Linked DNA regions of Homo sapiens: region 1 is linked to region 2. A link is a contact called in ENCODE Hi-C or POLR2A ChIA-PET data. All regions are on one chromosome and are shown on one strand. Each heading gives the region's core, a stretch centred on a gene start or an enhancer-like site at or near the end of the contact. The rest is flanking DNA. Distances are from core to core; before and after follow the strand shown. Region 1 overlaps BACH2 (BACH transcriptional regulator 2). Region 2 overlaps BACH2 (BACH transcriptional regulator 2).

Region 1 (5,156 bases), core at 2,114-4,613, 230 kb before region 2:
TGAGCCAAGATCGTGCCACTGCACTCCAGCCTGGGCGACAGAGCAAGACTCCGTTTCAAAAATGAATGAACGAATGAACGAATTTAACCAAAATGGAGAGTCACAGTCTGATACGGAAACTGAGGTGGAAGAAATATTAGAATGTTGGTAGCAGACTGTATGTATTGGTCCAAAGGTAATAAAGAATTAAAGATATATAGCCACTAACCTAGAAACAATAAGAAAGTTTGACAATATCAAGTGCATTGATGGTCAGATCAACTTCTTTGGAAAACAGTTTGGCATTATCTAGCAAAGTTGAAGATATGCATAGATTATGACCGAATAATTCCATGCCTAGGTTATACCCTAGAGATACTCCTGGATATCTGTAACAGAAACTCTGTATAAAGAGTGTTCACAGAATTGTTCAGAATAACTCCCAACTGGAAACAACATCATGTCTATCCGTAGCAGAATGCAGAAATACACTGAGATATATTTATATATTCATATAACGGAACAAAGCAAATTAGAGCCACATGCAGCAACGTGGAGGAGTTGCACAAACCTAATGCTGAATACTGAGCTACAGAAACAAGACACAGGATAATAACATACAATCTGGTTTCATGTATGTCAAATTCAAAAATGGATAAAAAACATCTAGGGATATATACTGTTATGGAGTGATATGGTTTGGATCTGTGTCCCTGTCCAAATCTCATGTTCAATTGTAATCCCCGATGCTGGAGGTGGGGCCTGGTGGGAGGTGACTGGATCATAGGGGAGGTTTCTCGTGGTTTAACACCATCCCCCTTGGAGCTGTTGCCTCAATAGTGAGTTATCATAAGACGTAGTTGTTTAAAAAGTGTGTGGCACTTTCCCCCTCCTCTCTTCCCTCCTCCTGCTCTGGCCACATGAAGACGCCTGCTCCAGCTTTGCCTTCCACTGTGATTGTAAGTTTCCTGAGGCCTCCCCACAAGCAGATACCACCATGCTTCCTGTACAGCCTGCAGAACCATGAACCAATTAAACCTCTTTTCTTTATAAATTACTCAGTCTCAGGTATTTCTTTATAGCAGTGTGAGAACTAACACATGGAGTAAATGTGTCCTCTCAAAATTCGTATGTGGAAATCCTAATCCCCAGTATAATGGTATTTGGAGGTGGGGCCTTTGGGAGTGATTGGGTTATAAGGGTAGAGCCCTCACGAATGGGATTAATGTCCTTATAAGAGAACCCCTCTTACTCTCTTTCTGCCATGTGAGGACACAAGAAGATGGCTGTCTGCAAACCTGGAAGACAGCCCTTACCAAGAACTGGACAATGCTGGCATCCTGATCTTAGACTTCTAACTTCCGGAACTGTGAGAAATAAATGTTTGTTGTTTGAGCCACCCAGCCTATGGTACTTTGTTATGGCAGCCTGAATTAAGACATATACAAAGGTGGCAAAACTATAAAGAAAAGACTCAGAATAGAGGCTCCATTTAGAGCGAGGCAGTGTTCACCAGAAAGGGACACCGTGGGGTTTCAGGGGTGCTGTTGCATGCTCTATTTCTTGACATGAGTGACAGGTAAACATATTCCCACTTTAAGTTATACATTTGTTTTATGCACTTTTCTACATCTACTATATATATATATATCCCAGCTCCCCCAAATTAAAGACTGTAGGAGAATGTTAACAACTCAAGTATTGAGCACCTCCTTTAGGTTCTGTGACTTAATCACAAAGGTCCTAGGGTGCGCTTTGGGCTTCAAATGAAAAAAAACACACCCACACCTTAAATCCTACAACTTATGGTCAGGAAGGTCCTTAAAGGCAATCAAATCTAACCAATTCCAAGTTGTACGTTTTCAGTAATAATCTACAAAAATGGGCCAAATACAGGGATGAGGCCTTTTGGGAGATGGTAAGAAATCTGAGCCCAGGCCTTTGCTTTGCAGTAAAACTTTTTTCAGAGATCTCGTGTTTTGTCTTCTCTCTTGTTAAAACCAAATCACTTCATGCACTTCTATTTCCTTATCTATGCAAGGAGGAAATAAACTAGGTGACTTTTTAGTTCTAGTTTCTATGGTTCTATGAAAGTATAGGAACTTTAGGAAAATCCTGAAACATGAGCTTTTCTAACTGTGGTTCCTGAGAAGACTTTTTAAGGAAGCTAGAGATGCTCAAAAGAACACAACTGGCTGGAAGGGAAAAATGCCATCACATAACTTTTGAGAGAGATGAAGAAGAGGGGAAGACCCATCCAATAACAGTGTGAACTTTCCCCCTTATAAACAGAGTCAACCCAAAGGATGAATCAAAGGTCAACTTTCACACATTAATGGAACACAGTGCCCATCAGTACTGAGCAATAGTTCGGCATTCTCTTTCCATGGCCAAAACAGTGCTCTGGTGTGCAGGTCAGCGTCTCCCTCAAAAGCCGTCTTAGGTATGTGGCTCTGGAATTAAGCGGGGTGTCCATCCTCTCCTCTTGTCTCCACCCAGCGATGTCAGATGAGACTACCCCGTTTAGCGGGCCAGAGAGAAGGCTACAACTGGGATTTAACAATAGCATGGTGCATAAACTGTCATCTCAAAAAGGAGATGAAATCAGCGGGTGAAAGGGAGCCCATGTCAGGCCATCCAAGGGGCATGATTACTGTTAGTGGTGGTTGGTGGTGGTGGGGCAGTGGGTGTGTGGACCAGGGAGAAAATGTGCAATTTAGCCATGGGCAGATTTGGATATGCAGCTTTGTGATCATCGCACTGGTCTTTTTTATATGTTGATGCTTGCTTTTGCTTCTTTTGTGTAACCCCCCAGTTAAGAGTAAAGCCAAAGCCTCCATCTATTCTTCTGGGATAGGTCATTTTCTACTCTTGGCAAGCCTTCTTTTCTATATTGTCACTTCCAGTTTGTCTCTGGTATTACTTCTTTGTGTCTATGTTCTCCATTTATATTCACTTCTCATACATTAATCTCTGCTTCCTATTAGCATGTGCTTCATGCCTATTAGGAGTTAGAGGACAGAGAAAAGTCATTTCTTTTCTGCATTTCTCTTTATCAGGGCATCTGTGTGAAATATTCTCTCCCAGTGTCCCCTTCCCTCCCCTTGTAGCCAGAGAAATATTACCCTAGAGCTTCACGCTGCTAATGTGAGAAGAAATTGTGAACAGTGATTAGGAGGCTAAATGAGGGTGGTGGAACCTATTTACTTCATTAAAGTTCCTTCAGGGAAAATACGAGGATGGGAAACTGAGAGATAAGGGTTAATACTAAAAGAATAACAGATCCATTTGACTCAGAGCAATCTTCAGTCTGCCTGGATTCTATCAGACACCCTTCTCCATGGGGAAATCATTACAGAGAAATGACATGCAAAGTGCGCCATAAAGCATCTGAGTCAAACCAGAGGGAGGATGACTCAACGGATCATTTTACATTTTAATAGAAGGCACTGCAGATTTGTACCTAGTGCACAGTTCAACACAGGGCTCATAACTCCTCCCCAAAACTTCTTCATCGGGTGGGAGGGGAGTTCCCAGAACCTGACAGAAATTATTCTGTCTTAGAAAAAAACCAAGTCAAAACTCACAACAGAGAATCAAGACTAAGAAAAGACAACAGATAGTCAAATGCCGAAAAGAGGGGAGACTGCAAGTCTAATTTCAACTTTAGCATTTCTGTCAAACCTAAGACACAGCCTGAAAATTGAGCTCAGTAATTAGTGGACTTCAGATGTCATAAAGGAGTGGGGAAGATGGAAGGAGGAATGGAGGGAGAGAGAGGAAAGAGGAGAACGCTATCAAAGTGCTATAATTAAATAATTGTGTTTCTTAAATTAGTTTTGCAAGATTTTCCAATGATAATTACTGTCAGAAGTTTGCCCACCAGGTCAGTGACAATGCTGGGCTTGAGTTTCCATGTGAAGTCAAGAAGCAATATATTAGTCATGCCATTGTTCCTAGTATGTTTCCCAGGCCAGGTATTGCTTATAGATGCTAATATGTATAACCTGCCAAAGTTAGATTCATCTGACCAGGGATTATGATGTTAAGAGACTGGATTGTCAAACCTAACTCCTTCTTGGAATGGGGGTGGGGGTTACCTCCAGACACACTTTTGTCTGCCTATACATAAAGAATATCTATAGTTTCACAGCTGTTCATCCGCCTGATCTCTACTGTTGCCTGCCCCAGCTCCTAAGAGGGCACGCGGTTTACAGGTAGGAAAGGAAACAGAAGTGAATACTGAGGCTTGGCAGAAATACAGCTTTCACAGAAAAGATTCTTAATAAAAGGAAACTTGCTCCTTTCATGCATGGGGGTCTTTTGGACAAAATGATTCTGTTCTGAAACATCATCTCTGCAGGGATGCAGGCTAGAACGAATGAAGTTTAGATTGCAAGTTGGTTCACCCGGTAACTAAGAAAATCGAAATTCAAGACCAAAGGCAGGCAGCATCTAATGGGGTGAAAGTCATCTAGCTTGAGGGTCATTCAGGTAGTGTTTTGAGAAAGGTTTGATTTCCACTGGAGCCTAGGCACACCTGAAACCCACTCCTGTTTTTCCATTTAAAAATGATGAAAACCATGAGGCTAAGACCACTGGTTGGCAGTCTGTTAAGTCCCATATCAAGTAACAAAAGCATCTGGACCACCTGTCACCAAGCAGGAGGTCAAATGGAACTGGAATGTTAACACGCAGGTCAAATGCCCTTCAGAGAACACGGGGAAAAGGCAGTGAAAAGGAATGGGAGAAAAAGAATGTGCTTGGAGCTTTCCAAGTCCCTGTCCTGTCCTTGGCAGCTTCTCAGAATGACGATTATTGTGACCAAAAGGTAGTGACACACATGCTACATGACACTTAGTATACTGTTTAAGATACAGACGGTCTTATATGCCTATACCACTGCCACTCACACACGATTTCACCTCACAGAATATGCTTCAGATAAAGCCAAGTATATTAAGGAAGAGATTTTTTTTTAATTCACTCATTATAAAAAGTCAGAATTGTACTGCCATGGGGGCAGACAATACCCCCTCTCCAAACGGTAAGGAATGGGTGCCACAAGGGCTCATTGGCCAGGTGGTACCGGAGAGACACAGTGTTTCGCACTTTCTTGACTCTAAAATGCACCTATTTTCCATTTCTCCTTCCATCCTTAGATAGAGGGGCTCCAT
Region 2 (5,385 bases), core at 1,056-3,555:
GATGTAGCTTCCTGTCATCTTCCTCCCATAACTGCAAAGTCCAGGAGACAGAGTCCCCTTTCCTTGGTAGAAGGAAGTAAACTTTGGCATAAGACACATTTTGTGCCAACTACCTAACAGCAATGTTTAAATAAAAATAAAATGCTATTGGAGCATTTCAATACATATCATAAAAACAGGCCAGGCGCAGTGGCTCATGCCTGTAATGCCAGCACTTTGGGAGGCCAAAGTGGGCAAATCACTCGAGTCCAGGAGTTCGAGACCAGCCTGAGCAACATGGTGAGACTCCCATCTCTACTACAAACACAAAAATTAGCAGGGTGTGGTGGTGCGTGCCTATAGTCTCAACTACTCGAGAGGCTGACGTGGGGGAATCACCTGAGCCCAGGGAGCTGCTGAGGCTGCCACGAACCATGATTGCGCTACTGCACTCTAGCCTGGTTGACAGAGTGAGACCCTGAAAAACAAAATGAAACAAAACCTAAGATTGAACAACAAAAAGCAACACTAAGCATTTTATCCAGAAGCAAGAAAACCCTACCAAGAATTTGTATTTGTTCATCAGAATAGATAACCCAAATGAATACTCCACAGAACAAGACTGCCGTTTATTTAATAGGTGGTAGGTTTTTAAATGGGAGATAGGTTATTTCTTCCTTTCTCCCCACCCACAGAGTTTTGGCCACTTCCAGACCATGTTCAGCTGACATTCTTTTCAAAGACTCAAAAAAAGGTAATGCACTCTCAGTGGAAAGGTAGTGTTCCACCAGTTTTGGTAAATACTGATCTAGGCCTGAACTTTTGATTTCTGAATGAAAGAACAAGATGATTCATATATGCCTTAAGGAAAAAGTAAGTCTGGTGACCAGATCTGAATGAAAGCAAAAAGGCTTGAATTTAAAAAGCGAATCCTGTTTAAATTTTGGGCAAATCATCTAACATATCCTCTTTCCTTTTGCAATCTACACTAAGAATACTATTTTTTTTTCCAGTTTAAGAAAAGTTGACCTACCAAAGCCAGAACTGCTAAATAATTACAAAACAGTTGTTTTAGAAATCACTTCACCCTCCGAAAGGAGTCAACTTTCCATGTATACTTAAAATCACTCATAAAAATGGATTTACCATTTAAGAAATAATTTTCAAACACACATGTAGTTTGTCAAATGAAGCCTCACTGTTCATTCATTCATTCATTCATTCATTCGACAGATATTGATTGAGCCCTGTTATGGGCCAGATGCTGATTGTGGCACTTGTGATACAGCAGTGAACAGAAGAGTCTAAACTCCCTGCCCCAATGGTGCTTGCATTCCTGTGTTACGTCCACACAGCTGTGTAACTGACTCTGAAGAAAAATGAGCTTTTAAAACATAATAAACATTTCAGTTTTGCCAGATGAAAAATTCTAAAGATTTGTTACACTACAATGTAAATATAGCTAATATTACTGAGTTATATACTCAAAAATGGTTAAGAGAATAAATGTGTTCATTTAACCAAAAATTTTTTTAAATGAAAAAAATAAGCATAACAAACATTTACTGAGTACTTACCATGTTAGGCAGAGCATCATCTCATTTAATCACAACAACCTTAGCAGGAAGGCACTATTATTATTCTGTTTTACAGATGGGTACACTGAGGCACAAAGAGGTTAAACAATTTATCCAGGATCACATATCCAAGGGATAGAGCTGAGATATAGGCCCAAGTAATCTGATACCAGCAACTTGTCTCCTAACTCCATACAAAAAGTTTCAAAGATAATACTATTTTCAGTTGGAACTACAGTTAATAATACAAAAATAGTAATAATAATATAGTACAAGGAATAATAATCAACTTTTTTTTTTTAATCCTGATGATTTGTAACCCAACTTACTGTCCTTTTGATGGCCATTTTTTCCTAAAAACCTCAGTGTTGAACAAACTGCTTTCAACCACTTCTCTGTAAGCCATAATATTCTTTTCCTTCAAATGGAAATAAAGAAAAATCACACAGGATGGTTTCTTTTAGACAAGATCAGGCACGTTCAGGGTGGTGTGGCCATAGACGCGGATGGTTTCTTTTAAAACAGACATTACTGAAACTGTAAATATTTTTAGCCTTTTGTACTTTTCATCCAGCAGCTTAACTGAGAATGATATAGAAACATTTAAAAATAGCCACTCAGTACTCTGAAAACCATTAGTTTAGCACATACCCAGCACCTGCTTGACACATCTTAATCAACACTCTTTTGCTAGTCATATTAAAAAAAGAGAGAACCCTTTTGCTTTCAGAATTTTTTCCCTTAAAAAACGTATGTGTCACCAGGGTATTTTGCCCTCTCTCTTTCTAACTTAGAGGGTAACACCTGGAGTAAGTCATGGGTGACTAATGAAGATGCAACTTTCCCCTCAGCATGATATACTTCACAGGATGGAAGTAAAAGCTTCTAATAGGAGCATTTATTACAATTGTTAGGATTGTAATGGAAAGTTAATTTTGTTTTATAGTTTGTAGAAATGATTCAGGATGATATGAGAACACTTTCTATAAACCTGCACTGATAAAAGGAAGATGATAGTGATGACACATGATATACTTTCTGAGTTGTTTTTCCAGGGGTGGGAAAGTTCAATCCACAGATTTCAAGACAGAAAGAAGAAAGGAAAGGAGAAGGAAGGAAGAAAGAAAACAAAATTTTTTTTAGAATTGACTATGCTCAAATACACTGTGCTTTTTAGCATCAAACTTTCAACCATGGTCTGAGCAGCACTATGTTGTAACAAAACTGGAGTAGCCAGCCTGAGCAAACATGAACATCACAATATTTTAAAGTTCAAATAACATAAGGCACCAGTTTTAAGACTGCCCGGGTATCCTTTTTAGCAATACAAAGATTCACACAACTTGGTGACAGACAGCTTTTCCCTCCAGCCAAATCTGATGAAGACTTGATAATATCACCTGCCATAATCAAAATTCCTGGGCACATGGGAAGGTCTCTGACTCAAATCAAAGAGAGCTTTGGGCCCCAAAGCTATGGGCCCCACAGCTATGGGCTACCAAAGAAAGGTTATAACCAGGCTCCAGTGTAAACCATTTTGTTTCTTTTAACAGTTTTAGATCTTCTAAAGTATATGAGATGATATTAATAAAATTTAAATTTCCTGCTAAATTTTTTTAGTCTCTTTCCTTAAAAGTAAAACTTACAATGATCAGAAAGCATGCTTTCTTCTGGCTTTATCATTCAACTTCCCAGGCAAAGATGATCAACAGCAACACTCTTATCTAAAGCAAAAGTAATGGATATGATTATCACTCTGGACAGAAAGTCTGTATTTGCCCATTTTTATCAATGATTGAGACAATGATCCAGAAGCTGTATTGGTACAAAAACACAACACCAGGGATGCCAGAAACAGGATTACAAAAGTTCTCACAAGGTTAAAAATAGACCAAAATGAATATAGTCAAGTTTACTAGGCTCAAATGTGAGGTCCTGTATGGTCAGTACATGGAGGTCCAGCAGCCTCTTGATTCAATACAGGCAGTGTGATGGGTTTGCAAAAATGTACTCTTAGGCTGCATTAATAAAGACACTGTTCTCAAGGCCAGATAAGCCACAGTCCCTCTCAAACTGCTCAGAAAGAGTAGCTTTAGGGCCAGGTGCAGTGGCTCACGCCTATAATCCCAGCACTTTGGGAGGCCAAAGCAGGCGGACCACTTGAGGTAAGGAGTTCAAGACCAGCTTGGGTAACATGGCAAAACTCGTCTCTACAAGACATACACAAATTAGCTAGGCATGGTGGTATGCAACTGTAGACCCAGCTACTTGGGAGGCTGAGGCAGGAGAATTGCTTGAGCCTGGGAGGTGAAGGGTGCAGTGAGCCAAGATTGCGCCATTGTACTCCAACCTGGATGACAGGAGTGAAATCTTGCCTCAAAAAAAAAAGGGAGGTACTTCTATAATTTGTCCACTACCTTTTAAGGAACTTTCTGATAAACTGGAGAAAGCAAAAAGGAGTGAGATCAGAATGACTGTGGAACTAATATTATGAGAAATATTGAGGGGAACTGGGCATAGATAACTTTGAAAAAGACTTTATTATGGCAGATTTGCCAAGTAAACTGATAATTAGAATTATTTTCGATATAGAAATTAGGATACCTTAGAAGAGGTATCTGCATTTGATGGGTGTTAAACTTCAGGATGTTTAAGGTCTTGCTCAACTCTACCAATCTGTAATTACATGGGGAAAAGTGCTATGTCCCTCATGAAATTAAATACTAAGAACTGGAGGGAGGCTGCATCAACAGATTTTCTGTATCATGTATTGAAGAGTTAATTTTCTCCAACCAAGCTAGTGAATGAAAGGGTAACTCAAGATGAAATAATGATGTCAAAGCATTTTTAATATACCTCGTGGAAGAATCCAAGTGTATTTTAAAGAGAAAACACAGCACTTGTTACACCATATATTTCATATTTGACCTGAAGTTGGTTACACAGAGGCCTTAGTCATAATAAAAAACTTCTCTCTGCTCAAATGCAGTATGTACATAGTCATAAATGAAAACATCATTGCCGAACTATTTTTTTTAAACTATCATGGCACAAATTGCTTTTAACAAAGAAGTCATATTCCAAAAGACCTTTTGTACACAATTGTGCAGTGTATCTTTGTCTTACTGTTTAGTATCCTAAAAGAAATAGTTTTCAAAATATCTACATTCATTTATAAAAACTTGAATGCAGGTAATTTAGCAACAAATCACAACTAGCTGAGAACTGACATAAAAGAATGATCTCCAGGGCCAGAAATAAACCCCAAAAGATAAGACATACTAGAAAAACATGAGAGAGAGAAACAAAATCAATAGACTATCATCTCAATATCTAGTATGAAGCTTGGTAAAGAGTTGATGAATAGAAATAAATGATCCCTACAGACAGACTCAATTAAGTATACAGCATAATTTGTTCATGAAAAAATGAGTATGTGAATCTTCCTAGATCTTTTCAAAAATTACTTAAAAATATTAAATAAACATTTTTAAAATGGGTATATTAAAGCATCCTAATAAAATGAAGCTGATTGATTGGTTGCTCTAAGGGAGTAGTGATAAAATAATCTGCTATATAAATCCTGGATCATATAATGGTATAATGCCCCTCAAAGGTAGTAGAGGAAGGTGGGTTTTAGGCCACTTTTAAATTAATTGCTCTCTACCTGTTTGAATCACACACAATATGTTTGGCTTTAAGAAAATAAAAAGGACCTAGAGCAGAAAAATAGCTTATACATAGTATCTATATATTATATTTAGAATATACATTTTATATTTAAGAGACATTTCCTCTTGGACTTTTATCCTACAATAAACAACTACAA

The links. Hi-C counts contacts between places; a loop is a spot of excess contacts on that map. ChIA-PET counts read pairs that join two places held with the same protein, here RNA polymerase II (POLR2A). Pooled maps may share reads with other maps.
Region 1: a pooled map shows a loop between it and region 2 (8-fold over the local background). The contact joins two enhancer-like sites. A Hi-C loop is called at or near these places in 7 of 50 pooled maps. POLR2A ChIA-PET finds 5 or more read pairs at or near these places in 2 of 52 experiments (AG04450 and activated CD4-positive, alpha-beta T cell).

Annotation. Positions count from the first base shown.
Region 1 is chr6:90,022,527-90,027,682 of GRCh38, forward strand. All of the region lies in intron 5 of BACH2 (BACH transcriptional regulator 2), which reads right to left. Among named protein-coding and RNA genes, the nearest start is that of GJA10, 130 kb to the left of the region's middle. Within about 2 kb of position 3,364, at least 2 of the 41 ENCODE cell types and tissues checked have a DNase peak (open chromatin) inside an H3K27ac peak, as active enhancers do.
Region 2 is chr6:90,249,311-90,254,695 of GRCh38, forward strand. It overlaps BACH2 (BACH transcriptional regulator 2), which reads right to left. Exons shown (of 9, transcript NM_021813.4): 3 at 3,203-3,280. Among named protein-coding and RNA genes, the nearest start is that of BACH2, 45 kb to the right of the region's middle. RefSeq lists an enhancer at 2,285-2,374. Within about 2 kb of position 2,306, at least 3 of the 41 ENCODE cell types and tissues checked have a DNase peak (open chromatin) inside an H3K27ac peak, as active enhancers do.